Linked DNA regions of Mus musculus: region 2 is linked to region 1. Evidence: chromatin loops called from intact Hi-C (ENCODE). Cell type or tissue: gastrocnemius. All regions are shown on one strand. Links, peaks and the distances in the headings refer to the core of each region. The heading gives the core; the rest is flanking DNA. Region 1 holds the start of 5430425K12Rik (RIKEN cDNA 5430425K12 gene). Region 2 overlaps 9330111N05Rik (RIKEN cDNA 9330111N05 gene).

What was found. Hi-C counts contacts between places; a loop is a spot of excess contacts. Peaks named below come from ENCODE experiments on the same cell type or tissue, not always from the same donor. Only the 100,000 strongest peaks of a DNase experiment are listed, where the experiment ranks them.
Region 2: a loop joins it to region 1, with 2.6 times the contacts of the local background. A loop is called at or near these places in 1 of 42 quality-filtered maps.

What each region holds. Positions count from the first base shown.
Region 1 is chr13:80,938,701-80,943,100 of GRCm38, forward strand. 5430425K12Rik (RIKEN cDNA 5430425K12 gene) reads left to right here and starts at 1,703. Exons shown (of 5, transcript NR_103550.1): 1 at 1,703-1,954; 2 at 2,506-2,597. In gastrocnemius, for the core only: a CTCF peak has its summit at 2,325 (motif pointing left); a DNase peak (open chromatin) is centred at 694; H3K4me3 peaks cover 1,937 bases; H3K27ac peaks cover 4,000 bases.
Region 2 is chr13:81,020,548-81,024,947 of GRCm38, forward strand. All of the region lies in intron 1 of 9330111N05Rik (RIKEN cDNA 9330111N05 gene), which reads left to right. Among named protein-coding and RNA genes, the nearest start is that of 9330111N05Rik, 59 kb to the left of the region's middle. In gastrocnemius, for the core only: a CTCF peak has its summit at 2,063 (motif pointing left); no DNase peak of the experiment used is centred there.

The DNA of each region.
Region 1 (4,400 bases), core at 135-4,134:
TTATTATCAATTCAGTCTCATAAATTTGTCCCAATTAAAACTTTCAACGACGGAGTGTTAAAATATTATTTTAAATATATCTGGCTAATCTACCTCAAAACAAAACAAAACAAAACAAAGGACAAGTAAGAGAGAGACCTTGCTGAGCATGCTGGCACTCTGGAGCTTCAACATTTGGGAGAGATTCCTTGTGTTTAGTAGCTCACAGCCTAGTGAAGACTATAATCAGCCAACCACAGTACACGATGTGCTGGTTCTGAGACAGGTGAGCACAGGATCATGATGTCAATGATCCTCTGGACCTACTTTCTGGAGGAGGGAAGGGGGAGGACCTCTACTGTTCACATTTCCATCTGGGAATGAAGGAATGCCCTGTAGGAGCAAATGCAGAGAGGCATCAAGGAAATGCAGGAGATGCGAATTTCTGAAGGGCTTTTCAGTTCTCATGGCAATGTCTGTTTCTCCCTGATGGCCAGCCTTTGCCTGGTTTGACCTGGCTGTGCCAGATCTAGCTGCTATGAGTTCTGCTGCTGCTGCTGCTGCTGGCTCTGCACCCCCCCCCCCTGCCCCGCTCCCAACTGGTCCTTTAGGCACTCCTTTCCATGTGTCAGATGAGGACTCCTTTCCCATTAGCTTGCCATCCACAGGCAGTGCAGTCCAGCCCAGACAGCTGCCTTTGGCTTTGAAAACTGCCTGGCTCACTTCCCCACCAGTCTGTGAAGGAGTCCAACATGCCACTTGATGTCACATGTGTTGCAGGTGTTGTGGATGAAATTGCTACAGGAGCTGGATGTAAATGATGTCATTGGGCAAGACGGGACTTGGCATGCCCACGTTTGTCCAAATGCTGTTCATATCTCCCAGCGAAAAGATGTTGTAAATAAAGAGAACAAGCACAAACTGATCTTAAAGACTGAGCATAAACAAGAGCTGTCCTGGGCACTATGGAAAAGCTTGCAGTTCTCATAGTAAGACTACCCTTGTGTTAGAAACCTGTTGTGCAGACTGAGGAAGTGAAGGCTCAGACAGGTTCAGAGACTTATGCAAGGTCCCACAACTCCACAGATCCCTTTATTCTCTCTCTCTCTCTCTCTCTCTCTCTCTCTCTCTCTCTCACACACACACACACACACACACACTCATAACACACTCACACCTGTATACTGACTCACACACACACTCACACACATTTACACTCATTCATAAATACACACACACACACACACACACACACACTCATAACACACTCACACCTGTATACTGACTCACACACACACTCCCACACATTTACACTCATACATAAATACACACACACACACACACACACACACACACACACACTACTGAGGACAGCAGCCAAGGCCCTGCATATACTAAGCATAGGACTATATAAACAGTTACAGATTACTGTTTATCTTGAATCTGAACACAAATCAACGTGTTCTTTAAACTTTGGACTGGTTTACAGCAGGAACCATGAGATATTAGCATTGTACTAAGATTTCTGATTCCAGGCTGATTATCAGTTTTCTAGGAGTCAAACAAACATAGGGCATTTAGCCTGGGCCTATGAAGTCATGTTCATAAACATGCTATCAATCTAAATACATTGGCTTGAAAGGAAGCAGCAAAGCAATACTAACATAAAGGTCATCAGATAAAAATGTGGTTAAATATATGTGCATTCCCAGAACTACACTAGGGAGAAGATGGGGGAAAGTATGCCTGTTTTTGTGACTTGTTGGTAACTGCCGAGTTCTTTTCCTTGGGACTAAAAACAATTTACAGCATTGCCAACAGCATTCAGTACATTCAGAACAGGATCATTTCACCCAGAGCTGACCGAAGGCCTTGCTCGGGACAGCATCGAGGACGGCTGTCCAGCAGACAGGGGAGTATGCCAGGTTCAGCAAGTGAAAAGCCAAGCAGGGCCATTTTAAGCAACACAGCTTATGTAAGTGAGAGCTAACTGTCTCACTGGAAGTGGGTCAGACAGGAGCTGGGAGAACTGGGGTCCTTATGACCCCAGTGAAACCTACAGATAGCTTTCCTTTGCATCTCTTAGAATGTGACTAGTTATGAAACAATGTCAGAGTTCAGTTCAGGCCTCTGTATTTCCCACCCTCTTCTTGTTTCCAAATGGTTTTCTTTCTCCCTTTCTTCATTGGAATATGCTAAGCTAAGCGAGGCACACATCATTTGATAGAGTTTGATAATGTGACTGCTGGGAACAGGGAAAAAAGGTAGGGGATAAAGAAAGATCCTTTTTGCGGCTCACAGCTGTGATTCAGTTCTGACTCAAGAGGAAGTGTGCCACCTACTGACTCCCAGAAACCACTTCCGGTGGCTGTTTGGTTTATTCTGGAGGCATCAGGCCAGGCCAGGGACTGCCCTGCCCTGACCCTTGCCTGGCTCTCCAGAGCCAAGGCGTTCACAGCTTGAGTTGGTTTGGCCTAAGACTCTTGAGAACATTACAGATTAAATTTCAAGTGTTTCGTTTCCTAGCAAAGAGTCTTTAGCAACATAAAAACGAGCATGTGTTATTTGCAAACCATCTGAACCATTACTCAACCTGAATGTTCCTAAGTTTTTGCAAGGTATGTATTCTGGATGACCGCTCTCCAGCGATCTGAATGTAATTAGTTTTTCCTGTGGGCAGCTCGGGCAGTCTGTAGGGTGGCACTAGCTGCATGAGTCTTCATGGGAGCCCTTTAATCGGTGAAGCAACACTGGACTTGTTCTCATGGGTCCCTGTGTCTGAGCAAGTGCTCAGCCTATGTATGCAGATGGGTTGGGGGAAGTGGTGTGTGGCAGCCACACAGTGTTGCCCTCATACCAGAACTGTACTCTGCCCTCTAGAAATGGGGCCCTGGCTGACCACTGGAGCTCACTTTGGAGTCAACTTTTCTTGAAGGAGCCCCCAAGTACCTTCTTTAATGTAGGGACATATAGAAGAAGGAAAGCGGGTGGGGGGGGGGGCGATGGAGGTAGCCTCAACATTACTTTTTGCTGTATTGGCAGGTGAAAAGAGGAGTAGTAAGTGGTTTGGTTCCATAATGTCATCTTCAAACAGACTAAAGGTTTTTGATTGTTTTTAATCCTAGGTGGTTTAAGATTCCACAGTGCCAGCATACATATGCTCTCTCAATGATTCAAGTTCCAGAAGTGGTTCTGCATGTAGATCAATACTAGAGATCTCAAGGATCACTTCTGAGGGTTAAAAAGGCTTCTTTCCTCAGATTGCATAGGAATCCCTAATGGCAGAGAACAGATAGTGCCTCCCCTGCTCCGCTGATGTGTGAAAGAACGCCTGCAAACCCCTGGAGTGGGCAGCGAACAATCTGTCCGTGTCAGCCAGCTGTCCTGAGGAGTCCTGAGCTACACAGCGGCCAGAGTGGTGCTCGCACCTGTCCTGGAAGGGGGAGCTTTCCTTGTGCCCCCTTTTAGTGTCATTACCATGTCTTCTCCCATGATTTCAGTTCTACCTGATAAGGCCAGACAGTTCCTCAGCGTATGATCGGTAACCTATGGTTAACGATGGAATTCTCTGACTGCACTCTCTTAGCCTGTGTAAATGCATGCATTTCTTTGGGAAAATGATAAAATATATGAAAAAATAACCACAGGCTGAAATGTCCTGTCAAAAAGATATCTAAAGTACATGCAAAGTGTTTGCCAATTAAGTACATGTGAGTAACATTTTTCCAAATTATAATACTCAACATCTTAAAAGGTATATGTAATCCAAACCAGATCATTTTTTCTTTTGCTCTAAGGCTACTCTCCATCTGACATAAAGAGGAGATGGAGATCTACCCCTATGTCTCTCAGGCCAGTTGAACCTCTGATACAGTTTCTGCTTCTTCTTCTTACCTATCATGCCATTTGACTCAAGAAAGCACACAGACTGCATTCTAACTCGGCCTTTCAAAGTCCAGATAATCTAAACATTGTTCATTAAGTACTTTCCTGACAACAGTAGCAAAAAGATAAATTGATTTATAATAATTCCAGAAGCCTGAAGACAATACTTAAACCTTCATCTTGTGTGCAATTTTGTTAGTTCCTATTGTTTTTATTAATCACCCTGTAATCTACTATGTAACCTCTGACCTATAGTAAATGCTTAATAGCTATCTTATTAATAAATTTCAGCATTTACTCTCCAAATAACAAAAAGTATTATTCTGTTTTCTAAGTTTTAAAAAACATTTTATATGAAGTACTTGCACACATATATATATAGATCATCAGGAAAGAATGCAATTTTCTGTCATTAATTCTTTTTGACAAGGTCTCCTGGAGTCCATGCTGGCCTTAATCTCACTACATAGCTGAAGCTCACTGCTTAGCTTGCATATGTGTGCCAGCACATCTGGTTAATACGATACCCAGGATGG
Region 2 (4,400 bases), core at 136-4,135, 82 kb after region 1:
CTGCAGACAGCCAAGGTTTGCTATGGTCAGTAGTTTCCAGGCTGCATATATGTCAGCATCAGCTAGGGGCAGTTTAAAAATCCAAATGTGTGGGCTATGTTTACAATCACTTAGATTATTCTTCCAATGGTATTTGATAAACACCAAAGATCACCCCAGCTTGAAGGCAAGCTTGAGAATTGCCCCCACCATGGGAGCTTCTCTAAGTCTGGAATCATAACAATGATTTGAAGAGTTTAGTTCCAGTCCTCCAAGTTGTTTGAAGACCTCAGCATCAAATTATAAACCTGATTTGCTTTACCCCAGCTTTAGTAACTGAAATTTTAGAGCAAACCAAATGAAGAAAAGGGAAGTCTTAGCAATCGAGGAGACCTAATTTTTTATAACAAGACCAGAAACATATTAACTAGACAGATGTGAACAAGTTACTTATTCCCATCAAATCTCCATTCCTGTTCTGAAAAATGGGTCAACGATGCCTTCTATTGAACTGTTATTCTTGCATGCTTTGTTAATCAAAGTAAGCATTCTCTCTCACCTGATCTGGAATTGTAAAATTCCACTTCTGGACAAATCTAGCTCTTCATGTGACTTTATATCCTACTACTTGTCCTCTGCTTTCTTCATGGGAATGCTTTCTCAATCACTACACTCTCCCCCTAAGACCAGTCTCAGATATTCTACCTGCTGACAATTTTTTTTCCTTAAATTTACAAATATATGCTTATTTTTTCTAGATTGCCTGTTTCTGGGCTCAAGTTCTCTGGTAAATAGCATGCTCTAGAACTTCTAACATTCCTTCATACTGTAGAATGTAACCACACACATTGCATGAATTAAGTTTCCTTGGCTGTATTTCTAATTGGACTATCACTCAAATTCTCTTTCACACCTAGGTATTGTGTTTGGTTTTTTTCATTCAACTGAATTTATTATGTACTTACATTCAAGTTCTTTGATCTACACAGTATATTTCAGTACAAAAAGGTTGTCAGTATAAGGACATAGACAAATCTAGGCCTTGACTATCCCTGTATCATTTTTTTGACTCATCAAAATATAACATTTTTATCTTGGTGTGGTGATATAAGCCTGGTACTTAGGGGATAAAGTAAAGAGGATGGATTCAAGTTTGAGCCAGTCTGATCTACATAGTCAGTTTCAGGCCAGTGAGTGCTACATAGCAAGACAGTGCCACAAAAAGCATATAAAAAATATTTATATTTACTCATGCCATAGAATAAGATCATCATTAAAGAAAAATGATTTTAATGTAATTTTAAGGTGGAAACTGGAAACAGAAATAGTAATTTGCTATATTAAGTTATGGTGGGCACTCATGTAGGCCCAAAATTCATCATGAATTTTGAATTGGTAATTTTTCAAAATTCCATTCTTTCTCCTTCAAATATAGCAAGCCCTATGCTGGGATTATTATTGTATACATGGGGAGAAGTCCATGAATTTCCTTGGGAATTATTTTGTATGACATGTGAAGAGGGTATTCTACTTTCAAAACTAAGAGATCTGGCTCTGCTTTTCAATACCTATAAATACATCAAAGACATAAACAGCCAATCTAAGTGAAAGAGTTGGCTGACCACCTTTTACCCCCTACATCATGCAACAATCAGGTAGGTTTTGTCTGTTTCTTCAGTGCACTGTGCTTCAGCCCTGAGTCCCCTTTGTGACTTTCTAAGTGCTTTTTGTGTCTGTAAGCTCCGTGATCTTGCATTTTTTGGGGTGAGGATAGGAAGTGACTGATTCTACCAAAGGCAATTGAGTTATATATGACTACTAGGGGAGAAAAGGAAGATGAAGAGGGGAGGGGAGGGGTAGAGGGGGAAGGGGGTCAAGAAGGCATGGTTTGGCACCTAGTAGATTTAAGAAGTAATACTGCCACCAGGGAATTCATAACCAGTAAATATTAAAGCTTTCCAGTTTCCTTAAGGCTGGCTTCCTAAAACTTAAAAAGTTGGAAACAAAGCTGGATTTAGTAAACCTATATCCATTAGTAAGTTTCTAGCCCCTATGTGCTGGTCTCTTAGGGTGCCCTCTGCTGGGCCCCAACTAATTCTTCTGACATGGGGCAAGAAGTTATGAAACTCACATGCTGAACTCTCATATAGAATAGAAAGGCCATTTATGTCCCAAACTATTAGAATCCTAGCGTTTGCTTCTCAAGCCAACAATCCAGATAAACTAATTGCTGTCTATATGTTTTGTTCTGAAAGTGGGAAAAAGGCAAATTCTCCTGCCAAATTGTCTATATGTTCCCACTGTGGCTTTATGGAGATAATACCTTTACTTCGCATCTAACTCACTGCTGATTAGTGATGGAATGGAGGCCAGAAAAACAGGGGGATGTTCAGAAGAATCAAAAAGGAAAATACTTTCCAACAGGCAGGGCTGTGGGCTTTCTTTAAAGCACGTTGTGTGGGCAGATGTCTTCTCTGGCTGGCTGTCTCTATTACCGGCCCTGATCTGGGCACTTTCACCCTGCTCAGCCAGAAAAGAATACGCATCAGTGTTTACTTTTAAGTGTTTATGAAGAAAGCCTTGAGCTCTTTGGATGTCCTCATCTGGAATCTCAATAACAAGTAGGTACATGGCATTGTCTTGTGGATTCTTTTATCCATAAAGATGTGCAAGGGCTTTATAAACATTGGCGCAACCACGGCAGCCCTATGTACTTTCTCATCTCCTGTACTTCGCTGGGTAATCTCTGTCTGTTAGTACATTTCCCCAGGACTGGTTAGAGCCAGTCATCATAAGAAGAACTTATTATGGAACCAGTACATTTACTTTGTTGAAGATCTTCTAAAAGAAACACTTCATTAAAGAATAAAGTTGTTTTCTTTTGGCCCCCACCTAGCTTCTTGGAAATCCTAGATCTTTGGTATTCCTTGAGTTTAGAATTAGAGAAGGTGAAATATTATGTCTGACCTGTGTTCTCAAACATGCTTCCTTACTGTTTAAATTTGTATCTGGACATTTGTACTGTTGAATATATCTCTTTAGAGTCCAGATCAACTGAACTGTTAACATATTATCAAGCTGAACTGGTCATGGTGGCATGTGCCTCTGATCTCACCACTGGGAAGGCAGAGGCAAAATGATCTGTGTGACTTCAAGGCTAGCCTGGTCTACATATCGAGTTCTAAGATAGCCAGGGGCTATATACAAAAAACCTGTCTCATAAAACAAAATATATCAGGTTAATAATGTACTTAATGTTAGGAACTCAGAGGTCTTAAAACAAATTTTTGTGAAATTAGGAGATTTCCCAAATCCCTGGCCCTCACTTTTTCTCTCCTTAAAATTTATTGTGCAATTTGTACCTTTTCCTTTTACACATCCATCTTTGACTTAAGGCAAAAATAATTGCTCTCATTGCTTTTTAGTTATTGAAACTTCCATACTCACATTTGAAATTTGAAAATGCTTTGGTGAGAGCCAGCCATTGTCATGGCTCCTGATATGTGTCTGTCCATAGATATATGTATCTGATTTGTAAAGTAGGATCTCAGAGGAAGAGAGAAGGAAAGGACCTAGTTGTGGAGAGCCGTGCTGCGAGCAATCGCCATTATAAGATGGCGCTGGCTTCCGCTGTGCCTAACTAGTAAACAAGCCTTGTGCGCAAGTGCGAGAGTGAACTCACGCCTAGTCACTGCCCATCTCGGGGCGTAGTAATGAGGTGATGGGCGAGCAACAAATCAGGAGCTGACATGCCACATCAGGTGCTGAAACACCATGCTGAGGGCTATATAAGCAGCACCATTTTCCGGGGTCTGGGTCTTCCCTCCTTAAGAAGCAATAAAGCTTGCTGCAGAAGAATCCGGTTGTCTGAGTGTGTTCTTGCTGGCGAGAACGATAGCTCGGGACAAGTGGCGCTGAGAAACCTGGGAACTGCATACCATCACCGGTGCAAGGGAGATCCCCCGTTCGCGGGGCTGGTTCAGAACTGCGGGACACGTAAGGCTCTGTAAGGTATGTTCGGTCTTGAAATTTCTCCAGTGTTAGAGGCCTTTTTGTATGTTTTCACGGGGCTCATTCTTTTTCTTTTGATCACGTACTGCTTCCACCGCTGGAACTGCTGACTGGTTCTCAGTCATGGTCAGGCACAGTTAGACAACAGGGCAGCGAGCAGTATGGGAACTTCCCACTCCGTAGTGACCGCCTTATGGTCGGTCTTGAGGCAGTGTGGCCTAAAAATTGCCATTAAGACTATAGAGGGTTTTGTTAAAGAGATAGATCACGTAGCACCGTGGTATGCGTGCTCAGGGTCATTAACTATCGCCTCTTGGGAGAAACTGAAAGGAGATCTAGTTAGGGAACAGCAGAACGGCAAACTTAAAGCAGGGACCATGCCGTTGTGGAAACTGGTAAGATCATGCTTA